Linked DNA regions of Homo sapiens: region 2 is linked to region 1. A link is an interaction called in ENCODE POLR2A ChIA-PET data of the cell type or tissue named here. Cell type or tissue: OCI-LY7. All regions are shown on one strand. Links, peaks and the distances in the headings refer to the core of each region. The heading gives the core; the rest is flanking DNA. Region 1 overlaps NPAT (nuclear protein, coactivator of histone transcription). Region 2 has its middle 10 kb from the start of DDX10.

Region 1 (5,388 bases), core at 77-5,076:
GAGTCACCAGTGGCCTCCTAATATTGCATTATGCATTGAAACTTTTCCATTCTTACCTTACTTTGCTTTCTCTATAACTGTTGATACTATGGTGGCTTCTGGAGCCATAACTAAACTATTCTCCACCCTTGCTAATTTTGTGTAACTCAAGGCCTTCAAACTACATATTTCTCACCTCTCTTCCTCAAAGACTTCTTCTGCCTAGTGTTTTTCCCCTTGGTTAATGTCACAATTTATTTTTTTCCTTTACTTTTGGAAATGTACATGCCCATTATTGTCTCTCAGACCCTCATCATCTCTTACCTGGAATATAGCCATCTACATAGAGTTTCTACTTCCAGTTTTCTGTCTTCTCAGTTCCATCTTCCACATTATTGCCAGATCTTCCAAAGACATAAACCTATTCATGCATCTTCCCTATTTAACACCCTTAAAGGGGCCGGGCATGGTGGCTCACTCCTGTAATCCCAGCACTTTGGGAAGCCGAGGAGGGTAGATCACCTGAGGTCAAGAGTTTTGAGACTGGCCTGGCTGACGTAGTGAAACCCCTTCTCTACTAAAAATACAAAAATTAGCCAGGCGTGGCAGCGTGCACCTGTAATCCCAGCTACTCGGGAGGCTGAGGCACTAGAATTGCTTGAACCCAGGAGGTGGAGGTTGCAGTGAGCCAAGATCATGCCATTGCACTCCAGCCTGGGCAATAGAGCGAGACTCCGTCTCAAAAATAAATAAATAAATAAATAAATAAATAAATAAATCTCTTAAAGGATTGCCTCTGAAACCTTTTGCATAATATGTAAGTTTCTTCATAATCTCATCTTTGCTCTTCTTTCTAGTTTTGATATCTTGCTGCTCTCCCACATAAATGCTGAAGCTCGTGGAAATTAAAATATGGCTATTAGAACTCCAGAGCATGTGCTCTGAGTGACATAGGCTTGTAAACATGATAGGTACCGGGACAGAATTTTAAAATAGATATAATCTGTTGTTTTCTTTAAGTGACTACCTGGATGTAAGTAGTACATTATGTGCTATATTGAGCATTGTAATTTGTAGATCCAAAGACTGGATTTATAATATTTGCCTGAACCGGGCGCGGTGGTTCACGCCTATAATCCAGCCTTTTGGGAGGCCCAGGTGGGCAGATCACTTGAGGCCAGGAGTTTGAAACTAGCCTGGCCAACATGGCGAAACCCCATCTCTACTAAAAATACAAAAAATTAGCTGAGCATGGTTGGGGGCGCCTGTAATCCCAGCTACTCGGGAGGCTGAGGCAGGAGAATTGCTTGAACCTAGGAGGCAGAGGTTGCAGTGAGCCGAGATCATGCCACTGCGCTCCAGCCTGGGTGATAGAGCATGACTCTGTCTCAGAAAAACAGACAAACATAATATTTGCCTGAAGTTGATGCATGTCATTTATTCCATATCTGGATTTCCTCTGTAGCAGTGGGGAAATAGCCATCTTGTACTTATTTCAAAGCTGCTTTTTAAAAGCTGCTTTGTCAACGTGTTCTATTTGTGTGTACATTAGCTACCATTTAAAATTTTTTCTCATGATATGTGATAATTGTCATCTGTTCTATCCTCTTTCAGAGGAGTATATTCTTTTTCTCAGGAATGTTCATTTATAATTTCAGGAAAACAAGTAAATAATTTGGTGGATTCGTCAGGTCATTCAGTTGGATGTCATGCACAAAAGTGAGTATAAAGTAGTTTCTATCATAGATTGTTTGAATGCTCAGATTTAAAACATAAAGGATTTCTTTATGCTGCTAGAAATAGTTTTGTTTTGTTTTGTTTTAGAACTGAAGTTTCTGACAAAAGTATTGCCACAGATCTTGGGAAAAAATCAGAAGAAACCACAGTTCCCTTCCCAGAAGAGAGTATAGTTCCAGCTGCTAAACCATGCCACAGACGTGTACTCTGTTTCGACAGCACTACTGCTCCTGTGGCAAATACGCAGGGGCCAAACCATAAGATGGTGTCCCAAAACAAAGAAAGGAATGCAGTCTCTTTTCCTAATCTTGACTCACCCAATGTGTCCTCCACCTTAAAACCCCCTTCTAATAATGCTATCAAAAGAGAGAAAGAGAAGCCTCCTCTGCCTAAGATTTTATCTAAATCGGAAAGTGCCATTAGCCGGCATACCACCATAAGAGAAACTCAATCAGAAAAGAAAGTTTCACCAACAGAAATTGTGCTTGAATCTTTCCATAAAGCAACAGCTAATAAGGAGAATGAATTATGCAGCGATGTAGAAAGACAGAAAAATCCAGAAAATTCAAAACTATCTATTGGGCAGCAAAATGGGGGTTTGCGAAGTGAGAAATCTATAGCTTCACTGCAAGAAATGACCAAAAAACAAGGCACATCTTCAAACAATAAAAATGTACTTTCAGTAGGTACAGCTGTGAAGGATCTAAAACAAGAACAAACTAAATCCGCCAGTTCTTTGATTACCACAGAAATGTTACAGGATATACAGAGGCACAGCTCAGTAAGTAGGCTTGCTGATAGTAGTGATTTACCTGTGCCCCGGACACCTGGCTCAGGGGCAGGGGAAAAACATAAAGAAGAACCTATAGATATTATCAAGGCCCCCTCTAGTAGGCGTTTCAGTGAAGACAGTAGTACATCAAAAGTAATGGTCCCTCCTGTCACCCCAGACTTGCCTGCCTGCAGCCCTGCCAGTGAAACAGGAAGTGAAAACAGTGTAAATATGGCTGCCCACACATTAATGATTCTCTCCAGGGCAGCCATTTCTAGGACTACTTCAGCAACTCCTCTGAAAGATAACACACAACAGTTTAGAGCATCTTCAAGGAGCACCACAAAAAAGCGGAAAATTGAGGAATTAGATGAACGTGAGCGAAACTCTCGTCCTTCTAGTAAAAATCTTACAAATTCATCAATACCAATGAAAAAGAAGAAAATTAAGGCAAGTTTGAAAGTTTTAATTTCAAAACCACACCTTTTTTTTCCGCTTTAGTGATTAGCGAATTCAGCAGTTCTTGCCACAACAACTTGACTGAACGTTATGGCTAAGACAGCTTTTAGTTTTCATTGACAAAATACATAACCATGATCACAGGACCAATAAGCAGTAGATGCAGGATTCAAACTCAGACTTGTAGGGCAACAAAGCAGTCCAGCAGTGTTAGTGTAGTACGCACAAGGTGTCTAGGTGAAACAGCATTTTCAGGAAAAACTGCTGAGGCATTTGTTTATAAACATCTTTCCGGGGGAAAAGAAAAAGTTTTTCTTTCTTTCTTGGTAGAACTCAAGTTTTTTCATGAGCGTGACATAGTCATGAAAGATTGGGAAACAATATTAAACACTATTGTGTAGAACTACCAAGTAATAAATGACTTTGTTCTTAGATGTTCAGTTTTTTTTTTCCCCCACGTCTTGTAATCTCTTCCATAGGCCCTTAAAAATGTTAGCATATTAGAGCAGTGGAAAAATCAAATTTACGTATGTTTTTCCATTTTTTTGAGAGAGGGTTTCACTCTCGTTGCCCAGGCTGGAGTGCAATGGTACGATCTTGGCTCACTGCAGCCTCCGCCTTCCAGGCTGAAGTGATTCTCCTACCTCAGCTTCCCAAGTAGCTGGGACTACAGGCATGCGCCACTGCATCTGGCTAATATTTTTTCCTTTTTTTTTTTTTTTTGAGACAGAGTCTTGCGCTGTTACCCACTAGAGTACGGTGGCGTGATCTTGCCTCACTGCAACTTCCGCCTCCTGAGTTCAAGCAATTCCCTGCCTCAGCCCCCTGAGTAGCTGGGATTACAGGTGTCTGCCACCACACCCAGCTAATTTTTGTATGTTTAGTAGAGATGGGGTTTCACCGTGTTGGCCAGGCTAGTCTTGAACTCCTGACCTTGTGATCCACCCACCTCGGACTCCCAGAATGCTGGGATTACAGGCATGAGCCACCACGCCTGGTCATTTTTTCTGGTTTTTTTTTTTTATAGAGACAGTCTTTTGCCATGTTGCCCAGGCTGGTCTTGAAGTCCTGAGCTCAAGTGATCTGCGCACCTTGGCCTCCCAAAGTGCTGGGATTACAAGCATGAGCCACTGCGCCTGGCCTTATGTTTTTTATTTAAGCATGGTTGTCTCTAGGAAGGCAGTGCAGGGATAGCATTGATAAATGAAATCCATTTATTTTCGATTTGGTTAGCTGTTTAGTAAGTGGATTGAATAGAAAGAAAGTGCTTAAAATATCATAGAGGAAGTATGGTATCAGGGAAATAATTTAGGCTTTGTTGCCCTACAAGTCTGGGTTTGAATCCTGCATCTACTGCTTATTGGTCCTGTGATCATGGTTAAGTCTGTAGCCTTTCTGAGTCTCAGCCTCATCACTTGACATGATATTACCAGGTATCTTAGGTTGTGAAGTCTAAATGTAGTATACATAAAGTATCTAGTGTATATTAAGTTTTGGAACTGATAAGTACCTGTAACCCTAAACATCTGTTAGTAAAGCTTTCTAAGCAGTAATAACCACCTAACATAGAAAGCATGTTCTATCTTGTCTCATTCAACATTCAGACACTCTGGATTTGTATCATGTCTTTTGCCATAAACTAACATTCAGGTGCCATTGAAGTATATTTAAGTAACTTTGGGTTTATAAAACTTGTCTCTACTTCTCTATAGAAGTAAAATTCTAATAGACTAAAAAAGTTTGACAATTTTAGTAGTATGTGAAAGAACCCAATATACTGTTTTAGGTGACTTACTAAGAAAGCATTTTGGCCTTGTTTTGAGTTTATTTTTTCTTTCTCTTTTTCAACAGAAAAAGAAGCTTCCCAGTTCATTTCCAGCAGGAATGGATGTAGACAAATTTTTGTTATCATTGCATTATGATGAGTAAACATTCTGGACACATAAGAACAGTAGGTGTTAAAAACTCATATCCCTTAAACTGAGTGTAGGGAATGGGATATTGACAGAATCTGAAAGCATGACCTGCACTTTCATTGTACTGAAACTTCACTTTATATCTAAATCATGCTGTTTCTGAAACAGCTTCCTAGTTTGTAAATAGACTTACTTGGTATATTTTTATTTTGGGAAAAACGTTTGCAGAAATGTAAGTAAAGCCAATCTGCAAAACTGTATAGCTTTGACAATTCCATATTGTAAATACTGTGTAAATCTTGTTGAAATAGAGGTTAAATCAACCTAATGTTCTTACACTGTGTTTTTTGACTTCTTATGATCCCTAATTCTGAGACTTACTCATCTGGAATAGTTTCTCACTTGTTTTGGAGGAAAATGATGCTTATTCTTATAAATTACCTTCAGTAACTATTCAATAAGACATTTAAATACACAATCACTAAGTACTACAAAATAATAACCACCTCAACTGATAGCAAAATA
Region 2 (5,388 bases), core at 60-5,059, 490 kb before region 1:
TACCCCTTGATTTCCATTTATTATCACTATGGAAATCCATGAGTTTATTTTCTCTTTCATTTGCATTGTCAGAGCATATTGCATTTATGCTTTATTCTTCCATGCTTACTCCACTTTGTTTAGACTTAGATCTAAAATTACATTTAATGCTCATTCTTCAACTGCCAAAGTTTTCCACATCACCTCTTGGTTCCAAGGAACTTACAGGTGCAATATTCGCTGAGGTCCTGCATGCTTTAAATTGTTTTTCAATAGCCTCAAGTTGTAAAGTTTTTAGTTTTCACTTTTTTCCCTTGAGTTTCTTTTAAAGGGTTGTTCCACTGTTGTCTTGTTTAGTGTGTTGTTGCCAAGCTGTCTGATGCCAATCTAATTTTCTTTCTTTCATAATGACCTTAATTGTTTTGAATGAAAAATCAGATTATTTTTTCTCCCTTTTTTAGTAAATCAAATCATTTTACTAAATTATGTTTTAGAGTTAATTGTTTATGGGTCAATTCTCCCAGGCACACAGTGGACCTCTTCAGTAATAGTTTTTTGCTTTTGTTTTTTTGTTTTTGAGATTGAGTCTTGCTCTGTCGCCCAGGCTGGAGTGAAGTGGTGCGATCTCAGCTCACTGCAACCTCCGCTTCCCAGGTTCAAGCAATTCTCCCGTCTCAGCCTCCCAAGTAGCTGGGACTACAGGCACCCACCACCAGGCCCAGCTAATTTTTCTATTTTTAGTAGAGACAGATTTCACCATGTTGGCCAAGCTGGCCTGGATCTACTGACCTCACATGATCTGCCCACCTCAGCCTCCCAAAGTGTTGGGATTACAGGTGTGAGCCACCGCACCCAGCCAGTTCTTTGTTTAAGTTTGTCTGCTCTCTGCATTGTAACTGCCTTTCTACATTGCCAATAAAGTTAAATACTGTTTAATTTTAAGAGAGTCCACAAGATCAGAATAACTTGGCCTAAAGATGCTAAAAGGTGAACCCATCCATGTCCTCTTGTTACGTAAAAATGGCAAATAACTATTTGTAAATCAATTCAACTGTATATTTGACTTTTTTTAAGTTGGAAAAGAAATTAATACAACAAGATATATGTTTATTCAAATAGTGAAATTACCTTTGTTTCCTTATACCTTATTAATATAATCAGTCTGAAGTCATTGTTAGGATACAACACCTCTATACAATTTTTGAAGTTGCAGCTTTGGTTGGTTCCATCTCCTTTTACTCATATCCTCTAAAACTTGGCGGGGCCAGCATGCAGCCACCTTGATTCCAGAATGCATCCTGTCAAACCTTTAAACAACAAAAATATATTTACCTAATTGGCTAGTACACATAAATTAAAAGGCCACGAGGTTTAAGCTTGCCACAACTGTTGTGTTGCTAACTACCCAGGAGTCATGAATCAATTAGTTTGTCTATGCATGTGTTTGTTCATTCATTTATGTATAACTTTTTTCCTTTATTTATCTAATTGTCTTGTACTAGACATTCTTAAGCCTCAAGAATACAAAAATGAAGAAAAAAACTGTCCTTGCCTCAAGAAATTTATAATCAAGCATGATGGCCTCCAAAGTTAGTTGCACGAGAATCACATAGAAAGCTTTTAAAAAATAGTGCTTCCTGAGCTTTAGCCAAAAATATTCCTATTCTATAAGTATGAAACAGAAACCAGGCAATTCTGTTTCATAGGGACCTCTGGTCTAGTAAATTACAATTAATCATAATAATTGAAGCTGATTATAATCAGTTCAAGTTGAATACCACCAAAATTAAACCATAATAAAACTATGAAAATTAACATACAAAGGGAAAATAGTAATAAATAAAGTTTCCATATGCTGTTGATTTTTTTGTTGTTGTTGTTGTTGTTTGAGATAGGGCCTCGCCCAGGCTGGAGTGCAGTGAAACAATCAGGGCTCACTGCAGCCTTGAACTCCTGGGCTCAAGCCATCCTCCTGCCTCAGTCCCCTGAGTAGCTGGGACCACAGGCACATGCCACCACGCCTGGCTACTTTTTTATATTTTTAGTTGAGACAGAGTTTTGCCATGTTGCCCAGGCTGATCTCGAACTCCTGGACTCAGGCGATCTGCCTGCCTCAGCCTCCCAAAGTTCTGGGATTACAGGTGTGAGCCACTGCACCCTGCCTGCCCTTGATTCATATTTGAACCATAGATATTAATAAGACGCTTAACAAAACCATCTCAACTCATCAATGTTATCAATAAAAATTACTGTGGCTATCACACATAAGGATTCTCATACTGTGGTTCACTAGTAAAAATACTTGAAGACTCATGCCCTAATCACTTGTCTGAGATAAACTTAATTTCTGCCACTATTTTCACTTAGTGAGAAATTGGAACTTCCAGATAGTTATTTTTGGTCTATCATGGGCCAGCAGGTGGCAGGGTAGGATTAAGTGCTAGTTTTCCCTTGGGAGTGGACTGAATTTGGCCTGGGTTTTTATAGTCACTCAGCAATTTGGTGTACTGGTAAGTTTGTCTGTCTTATTAAAACATTGAGTTTCTAGGACATGCTTTATTTACAATCAGTACTCCCAAAATTCTATTTTTAATTCATTCTTCCAACGCTTCTTTTTAATTAACAGGAAGTAATTGCTAATATTTATTGAGCACCTAGTAAGTGCTATTTCTAACTTCATTACATACATTCTTTCTAAACCTCACACAACTCATTTTCCGGATGAGAAAACTGAAGGCAAGAAAGATTAAATGATACGCCCAGGGTCATATGTGACTTAATACTTGATATCATTGGTATTCTCTCCCAGTTTGTGGCACCACAAAACATAATTTTGATTTATTTCATCATGGAAAGACTTCCAACTCTCCTGTTCTAAAAAGAATTAGTATCTTCATAAATAGCAGTTTGTCATGTACTGGGGCCAACCTTACTGAGTTCAGTTATTCAAGTTAACCTTGAATCTAATTGTTCACTACCTATGTACAATTTCCATATATTTCTATGTTTTACATAGTGTTAAAGCAAACTAAATATGGCCTGAGAAGGACTCTGTATTTCTATATTTGAGTCCTTATGGACAAACTGTAACCTAGTTTAATAGGCAGACAAGATCGAAAATCTAATTTAGGAGTATGCACCTGTAACAATAGCTGAGTCTTGGCCAATCCCAGTGGCCATACTTCAACCACTCATAGACTCCTAAGTGTTCAAACTGTGTTCAAATAAGGCAAACGCCAACCTATAACCAATTCAGCTGTTTCTGTGCCTCACTTCTGATTTCTGTATGTCACTTCCCTTTTTTTAATCTATAAATTTTTTCTGACCACGAGGCATCCCTGGAGTCTCTCTGAATCTGCTGTGATTCTAGGGTCTGCCCAACTTGCGTATATATACCACATTTTCTTTATCTGTTCATCTACTGATGGACACTTAAGTTGATTCCATATCTTGGTTATTTTGAATAGTGTTGCAAATAAACACAGAAGTGTAGATATCTCTTTGATATACTGATTTCCTTTCTTTTAGATACACACACAGCAGTGAGATTGCTGGATCATATGGTAGCTCCATTTTTGTTTTTTGAGGAACCTCCTGCTGTTCTCCACAGTGCCTGTACTACATTCCCACCAATAGTGTTTAAGTGTTCCCCTTTCTCCACATCTTTGCCAGCATTCATTATTGCCTGTCTTTTGGATAAAAGCCATCTTAACTGGGTGAGGTGATATCACATTGTGGTTTTAAATTTGCATTTCTCTGATGATCGATGACATTGAGCATTTTTCATACACCCATATACCTGTTGGCCATTCATATGTCTTCTTTAGAGAAATGTCTGTTCAGATCTTTTGCCCATTTTCCAATCAGATTATTTGATTATTTACTGTCGAGTTATTTGAGCTCCTTAGATATTCTGATTATTAATCTCTTGTCAAATGGGTAATTTGCAAATATTTTTTCAATTCCATGGGTTGTCTCTTCATTTTGTTGATTGTTTTCTTTGCTGTACAGAAGCTTTTTAGCTTGATGTGATCTCATCTGTCCATTTTTGCTTTGGTTGCCTGTGGTCTTTGAGGTATTTTGGTCTTTGAGGTCTTACTCAAAAAATCTTTGCCCAGACCAATATCCTGAAGTGTTTACCCAATATTTTCTTCTAGTAGCTTCATAGTTTCAGATCTTACATTTAAGTTTTGAATCCACTTTGATTTGCTTTTGTATATGGCAAGAGATCAGGGTCTAGTTTCATTTTTCTGCTTGTGGATATCCAGTTTTCCCAGAACCATTTATTAAAGAGACTGTCCCTTCTCCGATGCATGTTCTTGGTATCTTTGTCAGAAATGAGTTCACTGTAAATGCACGAATTTATTTCAGGGTTCTCTATTCTGTCCCATTGATCTATGTGTCTGTTTTGATGCCAGTACTATGCTGTTTTGGTTACTATAGCTTTGTAGTATAATCTGAAGTCAGGTAATGTGATGTCTCCAGTTCTGTTCATTTTGCTCAGGATTGCTTTGACCATTCTGAGTCTTTTATGGTTCCATATGAGTTTTAGGATTATTTTTTCTATTTCTGTGAAGAATGTCATTAATATTTTCATAGGGATTGCATTGAATGTCTAGATTTCTTTGGGTAGTATGGATATTTTAACAATATTAATTCTTCCGATCCATGAACATGGATATCTTTTCATTTTTTTGAGTCCTCTGTATTTCATCATTTTGTTTTCTTTTGTTTTTGTGGGGTTTTTTTGTTTTGTTTTGAGACAGAGTCTCGCTCTGTTACCCAGGCTGGAGTGCAATGGCATGATCTCAGCTCACTGCAACCTCCACCTCCCAGGTGCAAGCAATTCTCCTGCCTCAGACTCCCAAGTAGCTGGGAATACATGCACCCGCCACCACTAATTTTTTGTATTTTTAGTAGAGATGGGGCTTCACCGTGTTGACCAGGCTGGTCTCGAACTCCTGACCTTAGGTGATCCACCTGCCTCAGCCTTCCAAAGTGCTGGGATTACAAGCATGAGCCACCACACCGGGCCTCATCAATGTTTTATAGTTTCATTGTAGACAGCTTTCATTTCCTTGGTTAAGTTATTTCCTAGGTATTGTATATTCTTTGTAGGTGTTGTAAATGGGATTACTTTCTTGGTTTCTTTTTCATATTGTTCACTGTTGACATACAGAAATACTACTGATTTTTCTATGTTGATCTTTTATCCTGCAACCTTACTGAATTAATCAGTTCTAATAGTTTTTTTGGTAGAGTCTTTAGATTTTTCTAAATATAAGATAATATCACTTGCAAACAAGTATAATTTGGCTTCTTCCTTTCCAATTTCGATGCCCTTTATTCCTTTCAGTCTAATTGCTCCAGCTAGGACTTCCAGTGCTAGGCTGAATAACAGTGGTCAAC

What was found. ChIA-PET counts read pairs that join two places held together with the same protein. Peaks named below come from ENCODE experiments on the same cell type or tissue, not always from the same donor. Only the 100,000 strongest peaks of a DNase experiment are listed, where the experiment ranks them.
Region 2: POLR2A ChIA-PET joins it to region 1 with 6 read pairs; 3 of 35 experiments call an interaction of 5 or more read pairs at or near these places.

The regions. Positions count from the first base shown.
Region 1 is chr11:108,158,430-108,163,817 of GRCh38, reverse strand. It overlaps NPAT (nuclear protein, coactivator of histone transcription), which reads left to right. Exons shown (of 18, transcript NM_002519.3): 16 at 1,638-1,698; 17 at 1,804-2,938; 18 at 4,799-5,388. The coding sequence ends at 4,876. Among named protein-coding and RNA genes, the nearest start is that of ACAT1, 40 kb to the right of the region's middle. In OCI-LY7, for the core only: a CTCF peak has its summit at 2,573; a DNase peak (open chromatin) is centred at 2,647; H3K4me3 peaks cover 2,136 bases; H3K27ac peaks cover 3,536 bases.
Region 2 is chr11:108,652,210-108,657,597 of GRCh38, reverse strand. No RefSeq gene overlaps it. Among named protein-coding and RNA genes, the nearest start is that of DDX10, 10 kb to the left of the region's middle. In OCI-LY7, for the core only: CTCF peaks have their summits at 2,173 and 2,380 (motif pointing right); a DNase peak (open chromatin) is centred at 2,417; H3K27ac peaks cover 633 bases.